2 separate regions of the Homo sapiens genome follow, and region 1 is linked to region 2. The links are chromatin loops, found by intact Hi-C in ENCODE. Cell type or tissue: HCT116. All regions are shown on one strand. Each heading gives the region's core, and the rest is flanking DNA. Links, peaks and the distances in the headings are about the cores only. Region 1 overlaps NELL2 (neural EGFL like 2). Region 2 has its middle 54 kb from the start of NELL2.

Evidence for each region. A loop is a pair of places that touch in the nucleus more often than their neighbours do. Peaks named below come from ENCODE experiments on the same cell type or tissue, not always from the same donor. Only the 100,000 strongest peaks of a DNase experiment are listed, where the experiment ranks them.
Region 1: it touches region 2 in a loop (6-fold over the local background); 23 of 110 quality-filtered maps call a loop at or near these places.

What each region holds. Positions count from the first base shown.
Region 1 is chr12:44,767,789-44,783,400 of GRCh38, reverse strand. It overlaps NELL2 (neural EGFL like 2), which reads left to right. Exons shown (of 20, transcript NM_001145108.2): 4 at 3,379-3,552; 5 at 3,642-3,738; 6 at 6,087-6,159; 7 at 6,277-6,359; 8 at 7,251-7,379; 9 at 8,552-8,654. Among named protein-coding and RNA genes, the nearest start is that of NELL2, 100 kb to the left of the region's middle. In HCT116, for the core only: a CTCF peak has its summit at 8,394 (motif pointing left); a DNase peak (open chromatin) is centred at 8,390.
Region 2 is chr12:44,922,582-44,938,193 of GRCh38, reverse strand. No RefSeq gene overlaps it. Among named protein-coding and RNA genes, the nearest start is that of NELL2, 54 kb to the right of the region's middle. RefSeq lists an enhancer at 11,078-11,247. In HCT116, for the core only: a CTCF peak has its summit at 6,991 (motif pointing right); a DNase peak (open chromatin) is centred at 6,993.

The DNA of each region.
Region 1 (15,612 bases), core at 3,543-11,542, 150 kb after region 2:
TTAAATTGTATTGATTTCTGCTCTTTATTAATTCCTTACTTCTACTTGATTTGTGTTTATTTTGCCCTTCCTTTTCTTTGCTCTTGAGGTGGGAGCTTATTGATTTGGGACTTATCTTCTTTTCTAATATATGCATTTAGTGCTATAAATTTCTCTCTCAAGTATTGCTTTACCTGTTTTTTTGGCAATTTTTGATATTTAATTTTAATTTTAATTTATTTTATGTATTTTTAAAAATTTCCCTGAGCCTTCCTCTTTGACCTGTGGATTATTTAGAAATATATTTAGCTTGAAAACATTTGGAGATTGTCTGGTTATTGATTTTCAGTGTGATTCTGTTGTGGTTGGAAAGCATACTCTAAGTGATTTAAATTTTTTAAAATGTTGTTTTGTTGAGGTTTATTTTATGGCTCAAGATATGGTCTGCCTTGGTATATATCCCTTGGGAACTTGAAGGGAATGTGTATTCTGTTGTTGTTGAGTGGTATGTTCTATAAGTGTTGAGTGGATCCTGTTGGTTGATGGTATTTTTGAGTTATATATTCTTGACATTTTGGCTAGTTGTTCAAATAATTGTTGAAACAGGGGTGTTGACGTCTGCAACTGTAATTGTGGATTTTACCATGTATTCTTTCAATTCTATCAGTTTTTGCTTCACATATTTTGCAGCTCTGTGTTTTCGGTAATACACATTGAGAATTGCTATGTCTTCTTAATGGATTGATTTTTTTCATCATTTTTATAGCATTTCTGTTTGTCTTTGGTATTTTTTGGCTCTGAAATATATTTTTCTGAAATTAATATAGCCATTTCTGCTTTCCTTTGATTAATAGTTTCAATATATATTATTTTCTATTTGTTTACTTTCAAACTGCCTAGACTGTTATATTTGAAGTGAGTTTCTTACCAACAGAATATGGTCATGGTTTTTAATCCCTTCTGCTAATCTCTTTCTTTTAATTGATGCATGTAAACTATTTACTTTTAATAAAATTATATGCTTGAGTTTAAGTCTGCCACTTTATTTTTTATTTTATGTTTGTTCTCTCTGTTTTATTTTTCTGTTTTTTTTCTTACCATGGGTTACTTGTTTTACAATTTCATTTTATCTGTATGTTTATGAGTGTGTCTCTTTGTATAGCTTTGTAAGTGGTTGCTGTAGGTATTCCATTATATATACATAACTTATAACTGATTGTTCGTATAGTCATTTTACCAGTTTGAGTGATGTATAGAAATTTTAGCTGTCTTTATGTTTCTTTACCCTCACTCATTTATAACATAAATTCTTTAAATATTGTTTAACATACATTTAGGACACAGACTCTTTTGCTTCAATTTTGAGCTGTTGCTTCAGTTGTCAAACATACTTTAGAAAAGAGGAGAAGGAAAGCTTATTGTATTTACCCATTTTTCTTTTTTACATACTATGTTCTTTCTACCTTCCTGATGTTCCAAAGCTTTTTATTTTATATTTTTCTTTCTGTTTAGAGGTCATTATTTTGCTGTTCTTTTAAAATAGGTCTTCTCATGATAAATTCTCTTAGTTTTCCTTTATCTGAGAATGTCTTGATTTCTCTTCATTCCTGAAGGATGTTTTTGCTGGGTATACAATTCTACGTGTACAGCTCTTTTTGCTTTTGTCACATGAAAAATATTTTACCACTTCTTTATGGCTCCCATGGTTTCTACTGAGAAACACACTGTCACTCTAATTTTTCCTTGTACTTAATGTGCAAGATTTTCTCTGTCTACTTTCAAATTTTTTCTTTGTTTTTAGTTTTCAGAAGATTAATTATGATATGGCTTGATATGAAGTTGAAAATTGTTTTGAGTTTATCTTGTTTAGGGTTTCCTTAGATTCTTGAATCTGTGAGTTTATATCTCTTGCCAAATTTGGGAGGTGTTCAGCCATTATTTCTTCAATATTGTTTTTTAAGCTCGCCTCCTTTCTCCTCTCTTTCTCGGATGCTAGTGATACAAATGTTAGATCTTTTGTTATAATCTCACAGCTCTTTAAGACTGTTCAACTTTTTTTTCAGTCTATCTTCTATTTGTCACATTGGATGCTTTTTTTTCTGTCTTCCAGATAACTGATTCTTTTCACAGTCACTTCCATTCTGCTGTTTAGCTTTATCCACTGAGCTTTCATTTCCATTATTGTATTTTTTTGGTTCTGAAGTTTCTATTTGGTTTTAAATTTTTTTTCCCATTTTTCTTTTTCTTTATTGAAACTTTCTATTTTTTTCATTTAAGTCTTTTCATAATTGTTTTTGTCAGTGCTGCTGTAAAATATTTGTTGGGTAATTCTAACATCCTTATCATTTTAGTCTTGATATCTGTTCTTTTTCTTTTTACAATCTGTTGGAGATTTCTTTGCTTCTTGGTATAATGAATGATTTTTTACTGAAACCTGGACATGTTTGTATCATGTTCTGAGACTTGAATCTTATTTAACCCGCCTGTTTTAGCCAGCTTTCTCTGACACTGCTTTGTCAGGGGAAGGGAGGGTGCCATCTTGTTACTGCCAGGTGGAGGTAGAAGTCTAGATTCCCCACTTGCCTTTGTTGACAGTTGAGGGGGAAGCTTCTTTTATTTCTGAGTTGGGGGAAGTTTCAGCTTCCTATATGGTTTCTGCTGGCACTGTGGCGGGGTGGTTTCATTACTGCTGGATGACTATAAAACTCCTGACTCCTTAGTAGGCTTCCTTTGATACTATCCCAGCGGGGAAAGGGAAGTGTGCTTCATTACTTCCAAGATGAGATGGAAGTCCAGGCTCCTCATTGTATGGTCTTCACTAGTGCTGTGGGGGGCCTCATTACTGCCTGGGAGGGTTAAAATTCTTGGCTCTAAACTTGGCCTTCTCTGACACTATTCTGGTGTTACATGCCTCATTTCTGCTTGAACAGGGTAGAAATATAAGCTTCTTACTTAGCTTTTGTTTGGCATGGTTTGGGATGGGGCCAGTTTTTTCTGTGATGTTTGACTGGAACAGAGAGATTATTATCTAGCAGTTTCTGTCTTGCTAGACTGATCCTTTCTTTGTTCTTCAGCTAGAGAAAGCAGGCTCATCTTGAGGATTTTTTAGGTCTACATTCATTGATATTTCCAGATTGAAGCCTTCTTTAGCTCCAAGTCCAGGATATATGACACAAAATGGAAACCCATTGAACTCACTACCATATTGTTCCTTGGATCCTGAATATCTTTTTTTCTCTATCTTCTAGATTCTTCTGTGTTTGTTTTGTATATGATGTCTAGTTGTACTTAGTGGGAGAACTAGGAAAAGTACATCTATTCCATCCCGTAGACAGAGATCACTTCAATCGTTTTTGAACTTTATTTTTAATGTGTCCCATGTGGCTCTTCTCTCTGCAGGTACCTGGAACTGGAAAGTAGTGGCCATCGGAATGAAGTCAGACTGCATTACCGCTCAGGCAGTCACCGCCCTCACACAGAAGTGTTTCCTTACATTTTGGCTGATGACAAGTGGCACAAGCTCTCCTTAGCCATCAGTGCTTCCCATTTGATTTTACACATTGACTGCAATAAGTAAGTGTAGTGTCCTCATTTTAGGAAATGGAAGATTCTAAGAAATGACTGTCTACTCACGTTCCTTCTTTGATGTTTCTTTTTTGCAGAATTTATGAAAGGGTAGTAGAAAAGCCCTCCACAGACTTGCCTCTAGGCACAACATTTTGGCTAGGACAGAGAAATAATGCGCATGGATATTTTAAGGTATCTTTTGGCAAAAGTCTGAGAATGAAATGTAAATGCTTTCTAATGAGTTTCAAAAAGTAGATTTTACTTTTTATGGTGTGAAACAAAATAATTTGATTTGTAAATTAGAAAATTTGTGTCTGTTTCATTTTTTTAAACAGTAATATTTTAGCCAGCAAACATTATTTTCTCTTCTTTTTTCAATGAGTTTAATTGTTAGATATTACAGAAATGATCACAAGGCTGCAATCAGGGCAGTTAACAGGTCATTCTTTGAATTAACCTTTCAAAGCAATAAAAATCTAAAATGTTAACATACAAATAAACTCTCCACCACTGAAATATAACCTTTGATGATACTTTTACAAAGATGTTAATAGCGGATTGAAAGCTTTTTAGTATATATTATTCATGGTCTCCTTGTACTGCAGAAAGTGAGAAAGGAATACACATATGTGCACAAATCTGTCAAAAGAGAAAGCAGTTATAATTTATATCTTTTCCTTTAATATGTACTTGGAGACAACACTTCATAGAATTTCTTCATTGGAGAGGCTCTAAGGGACATGTCATTTAACTTTCCATATTTTAAAGATGAAGAAATAAAGTCCAGAGAATTGCTTGACTACAAGCCCATAGTGCAATCATTTTCCCCCAGTGGCTATGACAGTCCCTACAACATGGAAGTGGCTCGATGAATGATTACCAAATCAAACAATGATAAGTGATAGTTCAACTCATAGATTTCAAGGTAGATCACATACCAGTGAATTTAATTGTTTTCTAAGCAAAGTTTATAATTCTATAAAGGTGTTTTGGGAACTTATTTAAGCATTGCCTGTTACCAGGAAACCAGATACTTGAAATATATGATTCCATCTAATAGTAGCCTTGCTAGTCTTGATGCAGGGTCATTTTTTATTTCTGTTTTATTATGCATAAACCTGCACAGAGGGGTAAAGTAACTTGCTTAAAGATAGGCAAATAGTAAGTGACACAAATAGGAAATTGGTTCCATGCTTGCAAATCCTAAAACCATGCGCTTTTCCCAGGTAAGGGATAGCAGATGTGTGCTGTGAGTCCCAAATCTCATCTCTATTTAATCGTGACAGTCCTTCCCATGGAGCCTAAGTGTGGCCTCAAAATCTCCACATGTCAATTATGTGTACAACTCTGGGGGTCATTCTCTTTATTGTAGTCCATAAATAGTATCCATTAGAGTTGTACAGTGCATAAACTATATAACCGTACACGATAGCCTTGTTTTTATGTTGCTGCTTCTAAGTGATAGGAGTTGGTACACAATTTATTTCATCAATCTAGGCCCAAGCACACACTGGATCCAGTAATACCCACACAGTAAAAATACTTAAATATTTATCGTTCACATTGATACATGCTATTAATCAGATTAAACATGTACAAGACATAGAGACCAGTATTTGACTGGTAAATCTTTATAGGTACGTTTAAAATTATATTGATGTCATGTTGGTACAGTTATTCCTATCATTAGATATTTTGTTTGCATTTTTCAAATGGATAAAGTAAAATATTAATTTAATAAAATATATAAAGGCCATGAAGAAATGGGGGGAGTGTGGCAGATAAAAGAGACAGCTGGATGTGTCTGATAGATCATTTCTGAGCCACCATTGGTCTTTGCTTTAGGAGCCCAGCAAGCTGGAAGCTAATTATACCTTAATGACTAAGTATGCATGTAAATTTTGCCTATAAACATGTGATAAAATTTTCTATGTAAAACAGGTCATTTCCAGCTGACATTTAAAAAATTTTCATTTTAAACTTTCTGTACTCATAAGAACTCATCACTATATTTTGCTGTAGCTGTTTAATGAATCTATTGTCCTTTTTAAATTGAGAAATTAGTTTTAAAAGATCCCACTTTCATGAGATGCTCAAATGAGCATGCTTTCATGACTCAGTTTTTCTATCCTTTTCTTTAATAATTAAAGTTAATTTAAAATTGGTATCAATTTCAGAGTTGCTGAAGCTAGAAATTATTATCAGGTTGATTTTTTTAAAGGTCATTTTCAAGCCCGTCAGTGGCTAACTAAAAATAACTTCTCAAAACAACATAACTATTGCCTCTTAGTTATATCTTGACATTTAATCTTAAGGCTTTAAAAACATTATCAATAAGAGAATACATGGGTAATCATCTATTGTGCCTGATGAATTTCTTTCCCTTTGGTATGAAGTGGAAATAATGTATTAACAAAGACTTTTTACTCAGGGATTTTAGTGAGTGTGTTCTGTAATATTTTCCTTCATGAACTTGACCATTGAACATAATTTGGGTAAATGAAAGTAATATGTCTTTTTTTTCTATTTTTCACACACAGGGTATAATGCAAGATGTCCAATTACTTGTCATGCCCCAGGGATTTATTGCTCAGTGCCCAGATCTTAATCGCAGTAAGTCTATTAGTTCTTGCACTGTGGAGTCCCCATATATTACTTGTCAGCATAGACTTAACCAGATTGAACCCCTTATAAATGCATCTTGACCAAATGTAGTGTTTGTAATTCCAGCCTGTCCAACTTGCAATGACTTCCATGGACTTGTGCAGAAAATCATGGAGCTACAGGATATTTTAGCCAAAACATCAGCCAAGGTAAAAGCTACTCAAGAATACAGTGTGGAAGCTTAAAAATCCTTGATGTTCCCAATACTTCCATTTATAACCATAGATTTTCACCTTCGAGGCTCTTCTTATACTATACTGTTTGCTAGGACTGAATCTAAATCTCTGCTTAAGGAAAGGCTTATAAATATTAAAACCCTAGCCATCTGTATAACAAATAATTCAGTAAATCAGGAATGAGGCAGATTACCTAATTTATACACTGCTTACTACAGGAGGATTTATTGTTTAGCTTTTATTATTATTTATTTTTATTCAGTTTTTCATTACAAGCAAGGAGGCAGTAGGACAGTGTAAAGAATATAGACACCAGAATTGTATCAAAGAAATGGTCCCATAAATGCTTTCTACCACTATGTTACAGTTCTAGGATTATTTACTAATATCTTAAGCATATGTCAGGTTTACCTACAATTTCACTAGACTTGTAATTTTGTATAGTAGTTACAGAATACCTGATGGTTGTGTTGTATGGTGTATGATTTGTTTCTTATACAACATAAATTCTGAATTTTATTTTTTTACTTGAAGAAGCATATAAATGAAATTAAACATTTTTCTTTTAAATGGAAAGTGCTTCTCTGCATTTGAGTGATGTTTTGAATTAACCTTTGATTTATGTCTTATAAATTATGTTGTTTGTTTCTAAGGCAGGGAGCAAATTTATCACAAAAAGAAGAGGAGAGAAAAAAACATTCTTTTAAATTAAATTAAAGTCTTAAATATGTTTATGGCAAGTGGTTGATAAGCACAGCCATCATCATTGCTACATACTTTAAAAAAAAGATACCTGCGGAGTGTTTCACATTTCTGTGTTGCTGGAAGGATGAACAATGTAAAACCCGTTCTTTTGTGCCACAGCTGTCTCGAGCTGAACAGCGAATGAATAGATTGGATCAGTGCTATTGTGAAAGGACTTGCACCATGAAGGGAACCACCTACCGAGAATTTGAGTCCTGGATAGACGGCTGTAAGAACTGCACATGCCTGGTATGGCTTCTATTTGAGTTGAGACTAAGGGAACTCAGATGCTCCCACTCTTTAAAAATTTATTAAAACAATGTAATCATGAAAATTTCAAGACCCATTTCCTCAAGACACAACACTAAAGTGTCAACAAACCTGGTCATATCTAAAGAACTGTGTTGCATTATTAAAAACACTTTCTAGCTTCTAAAGATGATTATGGTTTAGGAATGCTATAAAGTTTAAGTTTATTGGTACACACATGAAGTTAGCAATTTAAATTAGGTAAAGTGATTCCTAAAGAAGACTATCCTCTTATCCTTAACATTTCCAGAGATTTTTCTCCCTTGTGTTTTCATGAATGCATTTTCATGAAACTAAGTCATATGCAGCATTAAATATTGTGTCCAGATTGAGCAATATAAGCAAATTAGATAGAGTTTAAATGATTGGGACAATCTAATAGTTTATTAATACAGTGGAATACAAATTATAAAGTTTAAATAAATGTGATTTTGCTAATTGCTCGCTAATGAAGTAGAATATTTTATTGCATTATGATTTCAGAAATATATGTTCATTTTCAAAGAAAAGTTCAAAGAGTTTGGTTTTAAACTTTTAAATTACACATGAACTCATCTGTTAAAGCTGGTTTTCTGGAAAGAAGTCAGACATCTATGTGAATTAGGCTTTTAAAAAAATTTCTCAAAGTTCATCCAGTTTATTCAAAAACAGAATATCATGCATATAAAAAGATCAAAAGTAGTTCAGAACTGTGTGTGTGTGTGTGCGTGCGCACGCACATGCATGTGTGTGTGCGTGCGTGCATGTTCGTGTGCATGATACAGTTTTTATTCAGGAACATGATATGTTCCTAAATTTTTTAAATGGGGAGCAAAGGTTAAATTGAGTAGAAGACGGAATGTGGTATAGTGAAGTCAATAAAATGGGAAGCCCGAGCAGCCAGCTACCTGGGAGCTCTGGCCACCTTTAGGAATCAAATTCCTTGCGGTGGTCCTGTCTCCAGTTTGGCGCCTCCTTGTGGTGATTGTCAGCACCGCCTCCCCTCCTGGCAATGAATGGCCTGTTCTGTTCTCTTCACATGAAGAGTTTAAAATTTAAGGAATGAATTCAAAAATTCTTGAAAACTACTAAACTCTAACATGGAAATTCTTTAAATATTGTTTCCTTTTCAGAATGGAACCATCCAGTGTGAAACTCTAATCTGCCCAAATCCTGACTGCCCACTTAAGTCGGCTCTTGCGTATGTGGATGGCAAATGCTGTAAGGAATGCAAATGTGAGCATAACTTTTATGATGAATACTTTCTTTGGAAAAATAAAGCACTGTATTAATAAGTATTCACCCATCATTGGTTTAATCTGGGCAAGCTAAATAGCTTTCAGAAGTGATGGAATAAAGGAAGAATACTTTCTCTGTTTTGGTTGATTAGTTCTTTTCCATTTTAAAATGCTATGCCCCTATTCCAGTAGGACAATTTTTTCTTGGAGTAATCTATTCCATATAGTGATAGTAGTAGGAAACATGTGTAAGAAACTTACTGGAAGTTATTTCACTAATTGTACTATTTATTGTAAGTGTCTCCCAAATAGGTTAAGAATGGTTCACACGGCTGCAATAACCAAAGAAATCCATGATACAAGTGGCCTTCAGCAGCAGAAGATATGCTGTTCCATTAGCCCAAACAACAGAAGTCCACATTATTATAGGATTGTCCAGTGTAGATAAGGGCCATGGCCTTCATTCAGGGAAAAAAAGGCTCACACCACCATGTGTGGAAGCTTTTCTGCCTTTTAGCAGTCATTATATAGCAGTTCACTTCGGTTGTCAGAAAATACTTTTTGACTCATCTGTAACTACCCTTAACTGGGTTCTAGATCGTTCAATAAATAATGGAAATAATTTATTTATGTTTCTTATACTTTAAAAGACTTCACTTAAACCTTTGTTAAAAAGAGTGTTTAAAAATTTTGCTGTTTTTTCCACAAAGGAGTAGTAACATACATGAAAACTGAGTTGTTTTAAAGTTTGTGGAATATATAGAGCTCTGTAAATGCAAGTGTATTTATATGTATACTCTCAAAAAGACAAAGTAGGGAGAAGTGGCGGCGGGGTGGAGAGAAAGACAGTAGCAATGTGCTACTGCTGGTGAGGGTGACAAGCTATCAGAGAAAAATCAAGAAGTTGCTTCATAGTCCGTTGATTTAATTCCCTCAGGAAGGCATTTATATTTAATTCTATTAGGCTTTACATTGAAGCCAGTCCGTCTCATAAGACTGTATTAGCCTAGTCAAGTCGATTCAGTGGAACTAGGAAGGATTGAATACAATTTTTCTTACATGTCACTAGCTAATTTCCTTGGTGAGAAATAATCTGCATTTTTCTAGGACTTCTCTTAATAAAAGGAGGCTTGTGGCAATATATAGTTTTGTTTGTAGGTGGTTAGAAAGAGGAAGGAAGAAGGACCATATATACATATATGGCTTCATATTCATAATACAATAGCAAGGAATCATACTTTTTGCCTTAACTTCTTTTTTTTTTTTCTTGAGACGGAGCCTCGCTCTGTCGCCCAGGCTGGAGTGCAGTGGCGTGATTTCCGCTCACTGCAAGCTCCGCCTTCCAGGTTCACGCCATTCTCCTGCCGCAGCCTCCTGAGTAGTCGGGACTACAGGTGCCTGCCACTACGCCGGGCTAATTTTTTTGTATTTTTAGTAGAGACGGGATTTCACCCTGTTAGCCAGGATGGTCTCGATCTCCTGACCTCGTGATCCGCCCGCCTCAGCCTCCCAAAGTGCTGGGATTACAGGCGTGAGCCACCGTGCCCTGCCCTGCTTTAACTTCTTTTATCTTTCTTTACATCCATAATTTTATGTTGTTATTCATGGATATGACAGATTTGCATTAAGTGATGTCAGTGTTATTAGATACAGGTTGATTGAAATAACGGGCCATTGTGAGAGATTCGTCAGAAGTGAATTTCAATTCTCATCTTACCATTTGCCTGTGTTACCAAGAGTAAACTGCAGACTAAATCGGACTAATGCTTGAATTCTTCCCAATAAACATGCGGTTAGACATAATGAAATGATAAAATGTTTTGAGATTCATTAATGAAGAGTGTTTCAGGCAGTCTTTGGTGTTAATGATTGAAAACCAACTGTTTGCTTCATATAGAAAATAGTTAAAGCTGGAAGTGAGTGATCAGTGAGCAGACCACAACATAATGAAAAAAAAAAGCCATAGGCCCTCATTAGATATGGCTAAAAAATAATAAGTATTAAGCGACTTTATCTTTCTGTTCACATTTAATGATATATAAGTACCATGGAATAGAGAGGAATAGAGAGGGTTCATGCTTATGTTTGCTTGTTATTTCAAAGATTTGAAATTTTAGTTTTAATGAATTTAACATTTTACTAGAGCTAGCAAGACATTTCAGTAAACAGCCATAGATATTTCCCCTTAGGGAAATAAGCATTTAGTTCATATGGTGAATATTCTTAGCGGTTCTTTTTGGGAATGAGTCTCTGCAAAGCACAATTTAAAAATAAGTCACTGACAATATCCAGAAAATGTGCTTCTGAAAAGTCTTGTAGAAGACAAATAACACTTAAAATAAATGTAATAGTAATCCTTTGACTGACTGACTTAAATAGTACAGATTTTCATATGTATTTAAAAAAAGTGGGAGAAACCAATAGTTACACATGTCTATGATGTCTTGTATGTGTGTTTGTGCGTGTGTGTGTGTATCACCATTGCATGTGAGGAGAAACAGTCTTATTTTCCTATGTTAATTCCACAGTAGTGTCACTGTTATAATTTATGAAAATCTAATTTTAGTGGAGTAGAAGTAAATTCCTATGTTTTTTACTCTTTTAAATATAAATATAAGCCCTCTTCTTAGACCCTACATTGATCCTATCTTTGAAACGCTTCTGCTCAACTGCCTTTTTAATGACAAAACCTGATAAAATAGATTATTATTGAAAACAGCTTAAAGAGATTAATAGCTTACTGTTTCTAAAGCCCTTGGAAGGTAAAGCGTATAACCTAACTGCTGAATGTGACTCTGCCAAGATTGAAATGAACGAAACACGTGCATGTGGCCAGTCACTTTTTGGTGCTCTTCCTTTAATGCTTTCAGGCTTGCTTCATCGGAGTTGTTTGCGCATTTCTGGGCAGTCCTATTTTGCAGCTTCCTTTATACTTTCCCTCGGTAACTTCAACTCCAGCTCGTTATCTGAATATAAATACTGATGAATAGCAAGATGGTTGTTGTTCTGGGAAAGAAGTCAGAAGAAACCAAGCCTTTTCTTTAGTTGAATCTACATAAACAAAGCATTGGGAGGAGGGGCTTAATTTCCTGCCTGGACCATTAAAATAGTGTGCTGGAGTTAAACAGAGAGGATAAAATCCAAAGGCAGGAATGCCAAGGCCAAATCGTTAAAGCCATAGTAATTACAGCCATAATGAAGCCATATTTCTCCTATAGGTTACAAGACACATACTTTGTGCCTCATTTGATCTTTACAGCTCTATAAGTACGTATTATCTCCATCTTCCTAATAAGGAGAATTCCAAGTCATTCAGGAACGTGCAGTTAGTTAGAGGTCTCAGAGAAGTTCCATCTGAAAGTGCTGTGTTTGACAGCCTGCTTTCCTTTTTTTTTTTTAAAAAAACCATCTGTTATAATTAATCTAAGTGATCTACTTTTATCGACCAGTTGCTAAGCTCACCAGAGGTGTTTTGGAATCCTGGTTGAGTCTTAGGCAGCAGAGTTTGCCTTCACCACTCATCCTCTTTCCTTTCAGTCACCATCTCCTCCACATCCTTTATCCCGGTCTCAGGCTCTCAACTAGCAAACAGGGACATTTAGTGACACATATTCAAGATAGCTGTAGAAAATGGAAAGTATAAATATTTTAGGTGACCTTAACTCTGAAATAGAATGAGGTCAAGATATGATTAAAGTACATAAAATCTCAACCCAGGTTTAAAAAAAAAATTATCAGAAAATAATTGACTGAAATTCTAGGAAATCAAATGTTACTGAAAGTCACTGAATTTAGGAAACAATTTAATTTTTCTGAATATTAATGCTATTACATGGATGCATGCCTTTATTTATTTATTTATATTGATTGTAGATTCAGGCTTGTGTACAGAGCTCTGCTTCACAGGAAAGGCGGTTCATGAGAATAGGGAATCTGAGGCAAATCTGAACTGATGCTGTAATGTCTTTCCTCCATTGTTAGAGAGTTCTCAAATACAGGGAATGTGAATGTGACCATCAGAACTGGTTGGTATTTGCCTAGTAGCAACAGTTAGTTTAAGTGGTATTTCCTCAGAGTCCAGAATTATATGAATAAATACAAATCATCATTCTTTTGGTTGAGCAAGGTCAGAGTTTCAGTATATAATATAGATTACACTTTAATATTCTATGTGCTGATTAGACATCAGATTATTTTAAACTTAATTTTAAAAGCCATCTTGGTTTAGTTAAAGTGGACTTACTGTAATATCTTTGCATATTGAATAGTTAATTCTGTGAGTTACAAGTCGGATTTTCTGGGTCTGAATTCTGACTCCACAACTTATTAGCTGTGAGACTTTGGTCAAATTGCTTAACCTCTCATGGACTCAGTTGCCTCATATGTATAATGGAAATAACAATTGTATCTACTTTATAGGGGCTGTGTAAGCACTGAATAGGTAATAAATGTAAAGTGCTTAGAACAATGTTAACTGTTATTACTGTTTTTATTAAAAGAGTCACTCATGTTTTTATTGATAAAAATACAAAGTAGTGAAATGATCTCATTAGTTCATTAGCTTTAGATTTTAAAGCTACGTAGGACCTCAAGAGTTCTTTGAAATAGCCATTTGCTTTTGGGAGGTATGGTTTCATTATTCCCATTTTATAGAAGAATAATGAAGCCAGGTAGATTGTGACATTACTAAGATCAAATAGTATGTAATGCACGGTAATTTTTTTCTCTCAAATTGTGTCCTGATTTCCCCAAGACCACTCTCTTCCTCAATATTGTGGGCGTATCTTAATCAAGGTTGAAACCCAGAACTAATATCTCATTATTATGTACTGTTTTGTGTGTCTGGCTTCTTGTACTCAGAATCACCTTTGTGAGGCTCATCCATATTTCTGATGCGGGTCAAAAATGTAGCTGCATCTCATTCATACTTATTGTATCATTTTGACGTCCACTGCAGATCAGTTATACTTATTGCTGCATATATTTTATTTGTGTTTATGTACCACAATTCAGTCTATTGTTGGATGGCAGTTAGGTAGTTTGCCGATTTGGGCTATGTGAATAGTACTCATAGAATAATTCTTTACATGTTTCTTGGTCTTAGTTATGTATGTATTTGATGGGTATATATTTAAAACAGTGGAATTGTTTGGTCAGAGGGTAAAACTGTTTGACTCTATGGCAAAACCAGTTTTCCAAACAGTTTTCCAAAGTGCTTATACTAGTTTATTTTCTCACCAACAAGGTAGGAAAATTCCAGTTGCCCCACACCCTCACCCACACTTGGCATTTTTAGTCTTTTTAATTTTAACATTCTGATAAATGATGTTGGTAAATGATATTGTACCGCGGCCTAATTTTGTTATTTCCCAGGTGACTAATGAAGATGAGTGCCTTTTTGTATATTTATGGGCTGCTTTCATTAATATTAAATAATAAAAAGTAAGAGTAAGTATTTTCTATTTATACTTTTCCAAAGAACTATTTTCTTGCTTTTAGTAGAAGTGGTAATTTGGGAGGCTTATTTTATTTGCACATCAATATAGATGATTCTAGTCCTGTCACCTTAAAATGTGTAGCAAAGTAAGGGTAGTGGAGATTAAATGATTGCTGCTCAAGTACTTAGTGATTTTAAAAATTGGATGATAATCTGATAAAATGGAATCAGAGATTTCTGAACATGTGTTCTTGACTTTTCAACAAAAATCAGCAGAATATAATTCACCAATAATTTTTTTTTGTTTTTAACAGAGGGGGAAAACATAATTTATGTAGGCTATGGTGAAAAAGAAAATAATTTTGAAACAAAGTAACCAGTAAACATAGCTATTTTTACAATAATGCTGGAAGCATGGGAAATATTTAGGATGTACTGGAGGTTCTCATGCATGAACACAATTATAAATTAGTTGGTGTGATAGAGACACGAGGGGCCACATGAATAGAATGCCAATATAAAATGAGAGGAATTATGTAATAATGAAAAAGGTAGAAGTAGCAATCAAAAGAAAGGTGTGTTGTTTTACGTATCAGATGCGCTGTTTTAAGAATATTTCTTGAAAGTCTGTAGTGAATAAGGAATTTTATGACACAGCAAAAAATTGAGCTGAAAGCTAATGGTGTCACTGGAAATCACATATCCAGCCTTGGTCTGGACGGTCTTTTCTCACTAAAATTACTTTAATTTAGTATTTGAAATAACATTGAATAAATCATAGAATTAGAACACTTTTATAATTCTATAGGTATATGTGACAAATAGGCAAGAAAATAGTTCACTTGTATATTACTTTAAGATAATGAGCTTCTGATAGGGAATGTTTTCTCTAAAGACAAATAGCTAAATTTTTAAAGAGAGATTTCATCAAGATAATCCTGTAGGCTTCCTAAATACTGTACTGTCATTAATTTTATCTTAATTAAAAAAAAAACCCTTTAAAAAGGCACTTGGCATGCTGCTACCTTTTAAACATTATAAAAAATGATGTCCAATCAGTGGAAAAATACCGAATTGGCAATATATTAATAAACTAGAATAATTAACAATGCAGCCTTCAGATTAAGGCTGTGAGACAGCATGTGATATATTTTAATGATCTTTAGAAAAATATAAATCTACTGTTAATTAGTCAGCTCATAGCAGAGCTGCAATGCCAGGGAAATGTAGGGCAGAATCACAGAGTGATTACAATGTCACAGTGACTTAGCTGCTGTGTCCTGTATGCTAGTCCTGGGTAGTGTAAGTAGTTTAACTCTACCATTCTTTCTTCCCAATCCTAGTACAGTATTTTTAATGCTTTAATTAAAAATAATGCATGCATATAATAAATCTGCAAACCATGCAAACAGATATAAAATGAAACATAAACACCTCCCTATTCTTTCTCCTCCAAACTTCTGGTTTTTGTGTTTCCCTCCAGATGACTTTTAATGTGTCTACTCACATTGCCTGTCTA
Region 2 (15,612 bases), core at 3,379-11,378:
ACTCATTCTGGAGGGAGGACATCAATCTATTCTTGAGGGATCTGCCCCCATGATCCAAACACCTCCCATTAGGCCCTACCTTCAACATTGGGATCAAATTTTAATATGAAGTTTGGAGAGGACAAATATCCAAACTGTATCAGGCCCCCATGGCCTTCCTGAGCATTTTCTGTATGTTGAAGTGATCTGTATACTTTACTAGTTTCTACGTGTCTTGACGGAGGGGCTATATATTCATTTTCTTTACTCCTAGGGCCTACCAAGTGCTTGGCACATTGTAGCCTCTCAATAAATTTTATTTATTTATTTTTTTAAATTTCTTTTTTTATTATTTTATTTTTATTTCATTATTATTATACTTTAAGTTTTAGGGTACATGTGCACAAAGTGCAGGTTAGTCACATATGTATACATGTGCCATGCTGGTTTGCTGCACACATTAACTCGTCATCTAGCATTAGGTATATCTCCTAATGCTATCCCTCCCCCATCCCCCCACCCCACAACAGTCCCCAGAGTGTGATGTTCCCCTTCCTGAGTCCATGTGTTCTCATTGTTCAATTCCCACCTATGAGTGAGAACATGCGGTGTTTGGTTTTTTGTCCTTGCGATAGTTTACAGAGAATGATGATTTCCAATTTCATGCATGTCCCTACAAAGGACATGAACTCATCATTTTCTATGGCTGCATAGTGTTCCATGGCGTATACGTGCCACATTTTCTTAATCCAGTCTATCATTGTTGGACATTTGGGTTGGTTCCAAGTCTTTGCTATTGTGAATAGTGCCGCAATAAACGTACGTGTGCATGTGTCTTTATAACAGCACAATTTATAGTCTTTTGGGTATATACCCAGTAATGGGATGGCTGGGTCAAATGGTATTTCTAGTTCTAGATCCCTGAGGAATCACCACACTGACTTCCACAATGGTTGAACTAGTTTACATTCCCACCAACAGTGTAAAAGTGTTCCTATTTCTCCACATCCTCTCCAGCACCTGTTGTTTCTTGACTTTTTAAAGATTGCCATTCTAACTGGTGTGAGATGGTATCTCATTGTGGTTTTGATTTGTATTTCTCTGATGGCCAGTGATGATGAGCATTTTTTCATGTGTTTTTTGGCTGCATAAATGTCTTCTTTTGAGAAGTGTCTGTTCATGTCCTTTGCCCACTTTTTGATGGGGTTGTTTTTTTCTTGTAAATTTGTTTGAGTTCATTGTAGAATCTGGATATTAGCCCTTTGTCAGATGAGTAGGTTGCGAAAATTTTCTCCCATGTTGTACGTTGCCTGTTCACTCTGATGGTAGTTTCTTTTGCTGTGCAGAAGCTCTTTAGTTTAATTAGATCCTATTTGTCAATTTTGTCTTTTGTTGCCATTGGTTTTGGTGTTTTAGACATGAAGTCCTTGCCCATGCCTATGTCCTGAATGGTATTGCCTAGGTTTTCTTCTAAGGATTTTATGATTTTAGGTCTAACGTTTAAGTCTTTAATCCATCTCGAATTAACTTTTGTATAAGGCGTAAGGAAGGGATCCAGTTTCAGCTTTCTGCATATGGCTAGCCAGTTTTCCCGGCACCATTTATTAAATAGGGAGTCCTTTCCCCATTGCTTGTTTTTCTCAGGTTTGTCAAAGATCAGATAGTTGTAGGTATGTGGCATTATTTCTGAGGGCTCTGTTCTGTTCCATTGATCTATATCTCTGCTTTGGTACCAGTACCATGCTGCTTTGGTTACTGTAGACTTGTAGTATAGTTTGAAGTCAGGTAGCGTGATGCCTCCAGCTTTGTTCTTTTGGCTTAGGATTGACTTGGCGATGTGGGCTCTTTTTTGGTTCCATATGAACTTTAAAGTAGTTTTTTCCAATTCTGTGAAGAAAGTCATTGGTAGCTTGATGGGGATGGCATTGAATCTGTAAATTACCTTGGGCAGTATGGCCATTTTCACGATATTGATTCTTCCTACCCATGAGCGTGGAATGTTCTTCTATTTGTTTGTATCCTCTTTAATTTCATTGAGCAGTGGTTTGTAGTTCTCCTTGAAGAGGTCCTTCACATCCCTTGTAAGTTGGATTCCTAGGTATTTTATTCTCTTTGAAGCAATTGTGAATGGGAGTTCACTCATGATTTGGCTCTCTGTTTGTCTGTTATTGGTGTATAAGAATGCTTGTGATTTTTGTACATTGATTTTATATCCTGAGACTTTGCTGAAGTTGCTTATCAGCTTAAGGAGATTTTGGGCTGAGACAATGGGGTTTTCTAGATATACTATCATGTTGTCTGCAAACAGGGACAATTTGACTTCCTCATTTCCTAATGGAATACCCTTTATTTCCTTCTCCTGCCTAATTGCCCTGGCCAGAACTTCCAACACTATGTTGAATAGGAGTGGTGAGAGAGGGCATCCCTGTCTTGTGCCGGTTTTCAAAGGGAATGCTTTGAGTTTTTGCCCCTTCAGTATGATATTGGCTGTGGGTTTGTCATAGATAGCTCTTATTATTTTGAGATACGTCCCATCAATACCTAATTTATTGAGAGTTTTTAGCATGAAGAGTTGTTGAATTTTGTCAAAGGCCTTTTCTGAATCTATTGAGATAATCATGTGGCTTTTGTCTTTGGTTCTGTTTATATGCTGGATTACATTTATTGATTTGTGTATATTGAACCAGCCTTGCATCCCAGGGATGAAGCCCACTTGATCATGGTGGATAAGCTTTTTGATGTGCTGCTGGATTCGGTTTGCCAGTATTTTATTGAGGATTTTTGCATCAATGTTCATCAAGGATATTGGTCTAAAATTCTCTTTTTTGGTTGTGTCTCTGCCTGGCTTTGGTATCTGGATGATGCTGGCCTCATAAAATGAGATAGGGAGGATTCCCTCTTTTTCTATTGATTGGAATAGTTTCAGAAGGAATGGTACCAGTTCCTCCTTGTACCTCTGGTAGAATTCGGCTGTGAATCCATCTGGTCCTGGACTCTTTTTGGTTGCTAAGCTATTGATTATTGCCTCAATTTCAGAGCCTGTTATTGGTCTATTCAGAGACTCAACTTCTTCCTGGTTTAGTCTTGGGAGAGTGTATGTGTCGAGGAATGTATCCATTTCTTCTAGATTTTCTAGTTTATTTGCGTAGAGGTGTTTGTAGTATTCTCTGATGGTAGTTAGTATTTCTGTGGGATCGGTGGTGATATCCCCTTTATCATTTTTAATTGCATCTATTTGATTCTTCTCTCTTTTCTTCTTTATTAGTCTTGCTAGTGGTCTATCAATTTTGTTGATGCTTTCAAAAAATCAGCTCCTGGATTCGTTAATTTTTTGAAGGGTTTTTTGTGTCTCTATCTCCTTCAGTTCTGCTCTGATTTTAGTTATTTCTTGCCTTCTGCTAGCTTTTGAATGTGTTTGCTCTTGCTTTTCTAGTTCTTTTAATTGTGACGTTAGGGTGTCAATTTTAGATCTTTCCTGCTTTCTCTTGTGGGCATTTGGTGCTATAAATTTCCCTCTACACACTGCTTTGAATGTGTCCCAGAGATTCTGGTATGTTGTGTCTTTGTTCTCGTTGGTTTCAAAGAACATCTTTATTTCTGCCTTCATTTCGTTATGTACCCAGTAGTCATTCCGGAGCAGGTTGTTCAGTTTCCATGTAGTTGAGCGGTTTTGAGTGAGATTCTTAATCCTGAGTTCTAGTTTGATTGCACTGTGGTCTGAGAAACAGTTTGTTATAATTTCTGTTCTTTTACATTTGCTGAGGAGAGCTTTACTTCCAAGTATGTTGTCAATTTTGGAATAGGTGTGGTGTGGTGCTGAAAAAAATGTATATTCTGTTGATTTGGGGTGGAGAGTTCTGTAGATGTCTATTAGGTCCGCTTGGTGCAGAGCTGAGTTCAATTCCTGGGTATCCTTGTTGACTTTCTGTCTCATTGATCTGTCTAATGTTTACAGTGTGGTGTTAAAGTCTCCCATTATTATTGTGTGGGAGTCTAAGTCTCTTTGTAGGTCACTCAGGACTTGCTTTATGAATCTGGGTGCTCCTGTATTGGGTGCATATATATTTAGGATAGTTAGCTCCTCTTGTTGAATTGATCCCTTTACCATTATGTAATGGCCTTCTTTGTCTCTTTTGATCTTTGTTGGTTTAAAGTCTGTTTTATCAGAGACTAGGATTGCAACCCCTGCCTTTTTTTGTTTTCCATTTGCTTGGTAGATCTTCCTCCATCCTTCTATTTTGAGCCTGTGTGTGTCTCTGCACGTGAGATGGGTTTCCTGAATACAGCACACTGATGGGTCTTGACTCTTTATCCAATTTGCCAGTCTGTGTCTTTTAATTGGGGCATTTAGTCCATTTACATTTAAAGTTAATATTGTTATGTGTGAATTTGATCCTGTCATTATGATGTTAGCTGGTTATTTTGCTCTTTAGTTGATGCAGTTTCTTCCTAGCCTCGATGGTCTTTACAGTTTGGCATGATTTTGCAGTGGCTGGTACCGGTTGTTCCTTTCCATGTTCAGTGCTTCTTTCAGGAGCTCTTTTAGGGCAGGCCTGGTGGTGACAAAATCTCTCACCATTTGCTCGTCTGTAAAGTATTTTATTTCTCCTTCACTTATGAAGCTTAGTTTGGCTGGATATGAAATTCTGGGTTGAAAATTCTTTTCTTTAAGAATGTTGAATATTGGCCCCCACTCTCTTCTGGCTTGTAGAGTTTCTGCCGAGAGACCAGCTCTTATTCTGATGGGCTTCCCTTTGTGGGTAGCCTGACCTTTCTCTCTGGCTGCCCTTAACATTTTTTCCTTCGTTTCAACTTTGGTGAATCTGACAATTATGTGTCTTGGAGTTGCTCTTCTCGAGGAGTTTCTTTGTGGCATTCTCTGTATTTCCTGAATATGAATGTTGGCCTGCCTTGCTAGATTGGGGAAGTTCTCCTAGATATTATCCTGCGGAGTGTTTTCCAACTTGGTTCCATTCTCCCTGTCACTTTCAGGTACACCAATCAGACGTAGATTTGGTCTTTTCACATAGTCCCATATTTCTTGGAGGCTTTGTTCGTTTCTTTTTATTCTTTTTTCTCTAAACTTCCCTTTTCACTTCATTTCATTCATTTTGTCTTCCATCAGTGATACCCTTTCTTCCAGTTGATCACATTGGCTCCTGAGGCTTCTGCATTCTTCACATAGTTCTCGAGCCTTGGCTTTCAGCTCCATCAGCTCCTTTAAGCACTTCTCTGTATTGGTTATTCTAGTTATACATTCGTCTACTTTTTTTTCAAAGTTTTTAACTTCTTTGCCTTTGGTTTGAGTTTCCTCCTGTAGCTCGGAGTAGTTTGATCGTCTGAAGCCTTCTCTCACCTCGTCAAAGTCATTCTCCGTCCAGCTTTGTTCCATTGCTGGTGAGGAGCTGCGTTCCTTTGGAGGAGGAGAGGCGCTCTGCTTTTTAGAGTTTCCAGTTTTTCTGCTCTGTTTTTTCCCCATGTTTGTGGTTTTATCTACTTTTGGTCTTTGATGATGGTGATGTACAGATGGGTTTTTGGTGTGGATGTCCTTTCTGTTTGTTAGTTTTCCTTCTAACAGACAGGACCCTCAGCTGCAGGTCAGTTGGAATTTGCTAGAGGTCCACTCCAGACCGTGTTTGCCTGGGTATCAGCAGCAGTGGCTGCAGAACAGCGGATTTTCGTGAACCGCGAATGCTGCTGTCTGATCGTTCCTCTGGAACTTTTGTCTCAGAGGAGTACCCGGCCGTGTGAGGTGTCAGTCTGCCCCTACTGGGGGGTGCCTCCCAGTTAGGCTGCTTGGGGGTCAGGGGTCAGGGACCCACTTGAGGAGGCAGTCTGCCTGTTCTCAGATCTGCAGCTGCGTCCTGGGAGAACCACTGCTCTCTTCAAAGCTGTCAGACAGGGACACTTAAGTCTGCAGAGGTTACTGCTGTCTTTTTGTTTGTCTGTGCCCTGCCCCCAGAGGTAGAGCCTACAGAGGCAGGCAGGCCTCCTTGAGCTGTGGTGGGCTCCACCCAGTTCGAGCTTCCTGGCTGCTTTGTTTACCTAAGCAAGCCTGGGCAATGGTGGGCACCCCTCCCCCCCAGCCTCGCTGCCACCTTGCAGTTTGATCTCAGACTGCTGTGCTAGCAATCAGCGAGACTCCGTGGGTGTAGGACCCTCCGAGCCAGGTGCGGGATATAATCTCCTGGTGCGCCGTTTTTTAAGCCTGTCGGAAAAGCGCAGTTTTAGGGTGTGAGTGACCCGATTTTCCAGGTGCCATCTGTCACCCCTTTCTTTGACTAGGAAAGGGAACTCCCTGACCCCTTGCACTTCCCGAGTGAGGCAATGCCTTGCCCTGCTTCGGCTCGCGCACGGTGTGCTGCAACCACTGTCCTGCACCCACTGTCTGGCACTCCCTAGTGAGGTGAACCTGGTACCTCAGATGGAAATTCAGAAATCACCCATCTTCTGCGTCGCTCATGCTAGGAGCTGTAGACCAGAGCTGTTCCTATTCGGCCATCTTGGCTGCCAGAAGAAATTTTATTAATTGAACAAAGAAGAAGAAAGAAATAAAAACATTCTGATTCCAACTACCCAACCTTATTTCCTCCCAAGCCTCCTTGACTTACTTCCTTCTTTCTGATTATGGGTATTAAAGGATATGCTCCTTTAATAAATATTCAGAAACTGCACCTCAGCCATGTTAAGGGTTTTCTTGTTGCCTTTCAATTTTTGAAAAAGGACACAAAAGTCCAAACTTCCAGATTCTTTCTTTGGTTCCAGGGCAACGTATAATATTAACTTTGTATTTTTCTTTATCTGTGACATAGTCGGCCATAAATCACCTGGTTACTGTATTATATACGTTAGTGTTCTAGCATAATAGTAGTTTTTGCTGTTTGACAGATGTTCCAGACTAAAATGTTGTAAAATAATAGATCATTAAAAGAAACTAGAGTTGATGGCCAAGAAATTCAATTTTTTTCCTAACAGAATCAAAGCATTTCACTAATTAGTTACTTTATTCCACAAGATGGCGCTGTAGTTCTTCCAATTATTTGGAATAGAGCAGCTCAGGGTTTTATTTTTAAAAGTATCCTCCCCTTCCTTCCTTTGTATAAAAGTGACACATAAGAAAGAATGTAAGGCTGTTACTTCATAATAGGCCTGATTTACTATATATTTTAGAGAAGTCCATGGTAATAGCCATAGAAGAGTCAATAACAGGAATTAGTACACAACAAATTATAACCAGAAATGAGATATGATTATTTTTGTGCAGTTTCTTAAATAAACATAGTCTACCCTTTGTTTATATGCTATGAATTAGAAATTATTTTTTAAAGCTTATGGATAGAATTTTAATGTTTTTTAGTACTACTTTGGGTGTTCAAAATCTGAGCTGCTTAACTCACTGGATATTTCTATGTCTTTTGTAATAACTTTTAAAGCTATTGCATAGGGCTTAATCCATTTCTTTATGATAGCCCAGCAATACCAGCATTACCTGGGTCTGTCTGATCTGACAGGAGGGTCTTCTATTAAATTCTGTTTTAAAAAATTCAATTTGTTTAGTCTTGTGCAGAAAAACATATTAGATATGGGACTAATTTCTTTTTAGTAAATATTTTAGTGTTTAATTTGCATCTCAGTTTTGTTCTAAATATTTTTTAGTTGTATCCTTTTGAAGTTAAGACTTGCCAAAGTTCCCAGATAAATTTGCATTTGAATCAGTTTATAGTAATGATTTTGAGCCCTTTTATGTGCAAAGGACAGTTTTAATTGGATCTGCTAGGAAAACAAAATTTTATTATTCCTTTCAAAAAACAAACATTGCTTAAAATAAGTTTGGAAGACTTGTATTTAAAATATTTTGGCAGTGAATTATTTTTAAGTTTCACTTTGATCATACTTGGTAAGTTTAATAAAAATTACATATTGACCCCAAATACTAAAGATTTTAATTAATGCCCTAACACAGTCTCCTTGTTAGAATCAGAAATTTATTAAGTAAAAAGCCCAAACATCAAGGGAAAACAAGTAAATTAGTGTGTGTAATTCTTAATTATGTCTAATTAAAATCAATTTGTAATGCATTTACATTCACAAAATCACGTAAGTTATCAGTGTCTGAGACAACAGTTTGTGTTTATGAATAGCACATTTGTAAGGAGTGAATTAGTTAGTGTGCTAATTAGAAAACTCTTGCAAGAGAAGACAGGTTGTAGTTCATTTTTATCTATTTCTCTCAATTTTGATCTTATAGTGGTGAGTGGGTGGAAAAGCCATGATTAAGTTTAAAAGCTCTGAATGTACATTAGCAGATATGTTTGTTCTTTTAGTTGGTGCTTTAAGTAGTTTAGCCATGTATACACTTATTTCCATTACTACTAATTATGTTTTTGAAAGCCTACTATGTGTCAAGCACATCATGCCTTTATTTAATTCATACAATAGTTGTATGGAACAGGTAGCATTATTCTGCGTTCACAGATGAGGATACTGATGCTTAGAGAAATTTAATAATTCATGAGGGGTCAGACAGCTGGTGAGTGGGGCTTGGGATCTAAAGGCAAGTTCTTATGACTCCAGAGCCTGCACTTTAAACCACTAACGTGCATTGTATTTGCAACTGCCATGTCAGGTAGCTTTTAGTGAAGTCTGCCAATTTTAGTATGAAATATTCTGTTTGTAATGTGTAAGGAGTAGGTCAGGCTTTCTAATTGTGCTGTTTATGTAAGGCACAATAAGGACTTTTGCAAAGGGGACTTGTCAAGTTATCATGATACTGGCTGCAAGCCAGAGGTTTCCTTAGCAAAGTGCTAAGACAAGGGCTACTGGGGTAAAAGGGAAGCTCTTATTTCCTCCTCTTTACCCCCTAAATTGCCCACATCTCACTTTTTCAATGTATAAAGTACAAGCCCACCTAGGTTCTACTGGGTGAACTCTGCGTAAATTTTAAAAATACTTAAAACCCACCAAATTTATTACCTCTCAACAGACTTAGTCAAAAGATGCAATGTTTCTATTCCAAAATGCTGTGATCTTCTTAAAAGAAAAGAATGAGTTTAAAAAATACTTGATGAGCTAAAATTGCTGCTGAAGTGCTTTTTGTGTCATTTATTAGGGAAGATTTCCCACATATTCTGTTGCTAAGCCCCTAAAAGTTATTAAAGGAAGCACACTTGTGAATATCTTCAAAAAGTGGGCAGGTGGTCATCCCAAGGAGATGAGTTTGGGTAAAGTGAAGTCTTCATAGAAAAATCAAATTCTTAAGGCTTATTGCAATCCTAAATTAACCTAAACTCTAAGTTTTCTTTGATTGACTGAATGATGCCAGAAAGATCAACTGGGCTGTACATAGAATTGCACAAAGCACAATTAGACAGGCAAAGTAGGGCAACACACATCTAATGGCAGAAGGTTTCGTGATTCAAATCGATTGACTGAATGATTCTTTCCTTCAGTCTGTCATTTAACCATCTGTCCAGTTGCCATTTAACAGTTACTTAGTAGCATATTTAATTCAGTATTTATTGATCCCTCTGTTACAGGCACTGTGTGAGGTACTGCAAGCCTTAACTGACACACAAAATTAAATAATCAATTCAATGCGTTTGCCTCAGCGTGTATGTCTTTTACGGTCCTGATGATTAAATCGTTTTAGACTGAAGTCCTTGCGTTTTATTGTCAGCCTGTTTGAGCAAGTGATAATCTGTCAATCAATAGAGTCAATGGAACTTAAATTATTTGGGTGACAGTATTGATCAAAGTGTTTGGTGTTTAAAGGTCTTGGTGTGGGTTTTCTACATAGTTATTCACATAGATAGTAAGCAAACTGTTAAGTCACATCCACGCAGTGTTCTAATAGGAGTGGCAATAGTAGTAATCATAGTAATCATTCTCAAATTTATAATAGTAAGGCTAACTTCATTGGTGAGAACCAAACTTCTTTTTTTTTTTTTTGAGACGGAGTCTCCTTCTGTCGCCCAGGCTGGAGTGCAGTGGCGTGATCTTGGCTCACTGCAAGCTTTGCCTCCCGGGTTCACTTCATTCTCCTGCTTCAGCCTCCCAGGTAGCTGGGACTACAGGTGCCCACCACCATGCCTGGCTAATTTTTTGTATTTTTCAGTAGAGACGGGGTTTCACCGTGTTAGCCAGGTCTCTTGACCTCTTGACCTCTTGATCTCTTGACCTCATGATCTGCCCACCTCAGCCTCCCAAAGTGCTGGGATTACAGGCGTGAGCTACCACGCCTGGCTGAGAACCAAACTTCTTATGTTAGTGCTTTAAATATTCCATTCAGGATCTGACTGGGCAACATCTTTCCTAGAAACAACAATAAAAACCTTGCATTATCTTGGGCAAGTCACTATTATCTCTGTCCCTTAGTTTCCTCCCCTGGTAAGGCAAAGAAGCTGCTATAGATGATTTCTAAGCTCAAGATCAACACTAAAGTTTTATAATTTTAGGTTTTGGATTTCCTCCTGATCTTAAGTATTTGAAGAATTCTATTTAAAAATGTTATTCTTAGGTAATGCTTAGCAAATAGACAATAAATATAGTGAATAAAAGGCAAATAAAGCATTTGACCAATGTCAACTTCATGTAATGCTTATTAATTGAGCATCAACTATGTGTTGGGCATTGATGTATGTGCCTCGTGACTCAGCAGTAAATTCGATTAAGGTGTTTTCCTTCATGTATTTTACAATTTAGTGGGAAAAGTTGACAAACAAACTTGAAAAGAAGCAGTAATTACAGATAGTTACAAATGCCCTGCAGGCTAATTGGAGAGACCTGAGGTGGTGTGTCTAGATAGGATGGTCAAGGAAGGCCACTCTGCTGTGTGAAAATCAAGGATAAGAATATTCTAGGCATTGGGAAAAGCTAAAGCAAAGCTGTTGCGGTTGGAAGTTGCTTTGTAATTTTCTTTCTTTTTCTTGTTTTCATGTTTGAACTAGTTTATTTCAAAGGAATAAGACTTTCAAATAAAAGTAAGCATATTAAGCGCATAAGATAATATTTTTAGTGAAATTCAAATCATTTTTTACAATAAACAGACAATATTTTCTAATTATGTTAATTTACTCAATCTCCTCATTTTTCTATTTTATGTTTGTAATTTACCTATTAACTCTCTAGCACATATATGCATTTTATGTTTTCTTTGTTAATAGTGGTGCACAATTGAAAAGTTTAGTTGCGATTGAGTTAAAGAAAATTGGTTTCATGGAATACCTTTCTGCAACATTTGAATACACATAAAAATCCCTATCAAAAACTAAGATATAAAACTGTGTACCTCTATTTTTAATCTAAAGTCATTTTATACACTGGAAAGTAAGTACAAGTGCAATATTTACTGTAAAATACGCACTAACCACTTTGTTGATATAAAATTTAATGAGTTCATAATTATGCAAACATTTGTCATTGGGAGTGAAGGACATATAGATTCTATCTGTATTATTTCTTATAACTACTTATGTAGTTTTCAAGAGACACAGAGGCAGATAGGAGCGGGAAAGTGGTCTATGATGTGGCTGGAGTTGGTCAGTGTTGAGAGGGTGTCATTGTGTCTTCTAGGACTTAGGGAGTTTGGATTTTACTCAATTTGCAATGAGAGTATGAGAAAGTCTTAAATATATTTCCGATCCTCCTGCTATATAAATGTATAACCAGAGATTCTGGATGTTGAGGTACACTTAACTAAGATATTCCCTTCCCTCCCTGTGTCCATAGTGACATTTTATCAGTTTGTCTTTGAAACTTATTTCTAAAATTACTTTGTTAAAGCAGGAAGGCCTTTTCCTTGCTTACTAATTGAAGATTGGAGTATTTCCAGAGGTAACTTTGAGAAACAAGAAGCAAATATGGTAAACTCCAAAAGGAGATGAAAAATATGTTTGTAATCTATTTTTAGAAATTTTAGTATTTATAAATCCTTTTATTCCGTGAGATTTCTACAACAGTGGGAGTCAAATCCCTATTTTGTGATAAGGAGTTACAGACTTGGGATTTGCCCTTAATATACTTGATATTGTGAATTAAGGATGAATAAAGATGAACTTATCAGAGAAATAAAGATTTTACTTTACCATGGGGTAAAGGAATATTCTAAATATTACTAAATATCTTCATATGGAGACAGAGAGAAGGAAAGGTCTGAACTGAAGTGCACTGATAACCTTTTACAAGAGCTTTACTATATTATGGGATGTCAAGAGCCTTTGAAAGATAATTGGAAAGTTGATTCATGTTTAATAAAGGGAAGCTTATTTATGGGGGGTAAAAGTTGTGTATAATGATAGACAATTTTCCCTCCAAAATATGAGAAGCTAAATTATTACTTATAAATAGTAGCATGCTGGTTTGAGCTAAAGAAAAGTAAAATTAAATTATGTACTTTGCCATATTAGTGTGTGTTTTAAGGGAGTCATGTAATGCACTTGAACTTGTGTCTTCACCTGTGAAAATAAAATGGAACCAAATGACTTCTGAAAAGCCTTATAGTGCCAAAGTGTGTATAATTCTATGTGATCAACACTGATAAGTTAATTCTGTAAATAGGCGAATATAGGAGAGAAAATCATAAGGAGAATACAGGAGAGAAAGTGTTAATGTTATGACCAATTGTTGAGTCAGGAATGTTGGAAGGGAACAGGATAAGTATATGTTATAATAAGATGTAAGACTCTTCAAAGATCGGTTGGTTAAAATAAGTTTTTGTTTTGTAAATAGTAAGGAGACATCTGAAAATTTGCAATCCGAAAAGAGTTATAGGCAAGTTGCAAGTTGTAACTCTTTTACCCATCCCTTATTACCTACTTAATTATCTGCATTAAGTAGAAATTGGATTTCATAAATATTCTCTAGTATTGGCCATTTCAAAAAACACCTTCTGGAAATAAAACTGTGTATGAGTTATTGCGTTCTGCACGTGTTTTCACACTCGTATGACCTGAGGGTAGTTCTGTGAATTGGTCATCTTATTAAGTCATTGCTGTTTCTTGCCTCTCTTCTAGAAGATAGGCAAGGACAGATAGAACCTACATGTCCTTTCACTCCCAATGACAATGTTTGCATAGTTATGGACTCATTAAATTTTACATCAACAAAATGCTTAGTGCATTTTTTACAGTAAATATTGTGCTTATACTTACTTTCCAGGGTATAAAATCACTTTAGATTGAAAATAAAGGTACATAGTTTTATATCTTAGCTTTTGATAGGGATTTTTATATGTATTCAAATATTGCAGGAAGGTATCCCATGAAACCAATTTTCTTGAGGCCTTTGTTCTCAATAATACAAAGTCCTATCAGAAAATGAGAGGGTAGTTTAAACTTCAGAAAGAAATGAGAGTTCAGGCCGGGCAAGGTGGCTCATGTCTGTAATCCTAGCACTTTGGGAGCCCGAGGTGGGTGGATCATTTGAGGTCAGGAGTTCAATAGCAGCCTGGCCGACATGGTAAAACTCCATCTCTACTAAAAATACAAAAATTAGCTGGGTGGTAGTGGCATGCGCCTGTAATCCAGGCTACTTGGGAGGCTGGGGCAGGAGAATCGCTTGAGCGGTGGGGGCAGAGGTTGCAGTGAGCCGAGATCACGCCCCTCACTGCACTCCAGTCTGGGTGGCAGAGTGAGACCATGTCTAAAAAAAAAAAAAAAAAAAAAAGAGTTCAATCTGGTGATTTTTTTTCTTGGATTTGTGTGTAGATATTTGTACAGGAAGCTTGAATGTTGGAAGACAAGTTGATTTCCTGTATGGGTAATATTTATCTAAAACTTACATGAAATTGACAAATGTGAAGAATAAATGCCAAGTGATTTAATTGCTACAAGTTTACCATTTTTTATATATATCTAAAGGAATAAATTTTATAATCCACAGTAAGTGGAATTCGGGATCTCAAAATTAAACATAAAACTCAGAAGATTTGGTATTTTTCAGTATGTGTTTAATTTTAAAAAGAAAACAGGTCATGCAGAGGTTAAGGTTAGAAAATTTATTTAAAAAAAAACCACAACTCTAGATGCAAAGAAATTAAGGCTATATCCAAGTACTTTGCTTTCTCAAGACATAGTCCAAGACCTTTTTCTCTTCTCCCTGAGTGCTTTCATCAATGCCCAAGGCTTCAGTTACCATCTCTAGGTATATGATTCCTAACATCCATGTCTCTGCTCCAGGCATCTCTGCCAAGATCCAGACTCATCTGTGACCCTGACTACTCAACATCAGCATGTGGATGTCTCATTGGAACCTAAACTCAACATGGTCAAAACTAAATTCTTTTACCCATCCCCTACTACCTCATTCTCTTCTAATTGTTTATTTAAAAAAAAAAAAGATCACCCAGCAGCATGAGCCAGAAGACTTGTCCCTATCCTTCACTCTTCCACATCTAATCCATCACCATTACAATCTTCTGGACATTTTTTGAACCACTCGCACAACCTTTGAATCTGTCCATTTTGTCATAGCTCGTTCCCTTGTCTGAGCTACCCTCATCTCTTATCCAGGCTACTAGAATATCCCTTAGCTCATCTCTCCATGTCTATTCTTGCCTTCTTCCAATTCACAGCCAAGAGCTATAGAGAAATTTTTACAAGGCAAATATGATCATTCACTCTCCTTCGGAAAATTCGGTGAAGGTTTCCCATTGTCTACCAAGATAAAGTAAAAAATGTTTAACCTTGCCTCAATTCCTGTATGATCTGGCCCCTACCTGCTTCACCAGACTTACTTTGATGTACCCTCTCCTTTACTCTTTGGACCCTAGTCAACTTGACCTATGGATTTCTTAAATGTGCCTTTCTTTCCTGCCAATGGTCTTTATAGTGTTATTTTCTTTGCTTACAACATTCTTCCCTGTCTAGTCTTCAAATTAACCCTTATTAGTCCCTAGTAAGCAGTTAACTCCTATTTATTACTTCGCCCAAACATCATTTCCCATTTTCACCTTTTAGAAAAGCTCACATCTGTTTAATAAATGCTCTCTTGTCACCCTGCACCTTTTTTTCATTCATTCATCCAGCAGTTGTTGGGTATCTATAGTGCCATGTACTCTTCTAAAAGCTAGAAATGGAATGAGGGGAGACTGACAACAATTATAGGACAAAACAAGATAATTTCAAATAGTGATGAAGATTATAAAGAAAATAAAACCAATTACTGTGCTAGAGAATGACTTGAGAGAGGTACTTGGGTTATTATGTTTGCAACTGCAATTAAATGAATGATAGTACATTTTGCTTGTTGAATGTGTGTCTTCTCTGTAAAAACATGAACTTCCAAGAACTGGTACTTTGTTACACTTACTCACACCATATCCCAGCAGCACTAGGTATAATGCCCAGGACATAGCAGACTCAATAAGTATTGCCAAATGAATGAATTGGCCTACTGTATTACCTCCCTAGAGCTGCCGTAACAAAGTATATCAAATCAGGTAGCTTAAAACAACAGAAATTTATTGTCACAGTTCTGGAGACTTGAAGTCTCAGATCAAGGTATCTGCAGGGCTATTCTCCCTCTGAGGTCTCTGGGGGAAGAATTCTTTCTTTCTTCTAGCTTTTGGTATTTGCTGGCAATCATTGGCATTCCTTGGCTGATAGCTGCATCACTCCACTCTCTGCCTCTATCGCT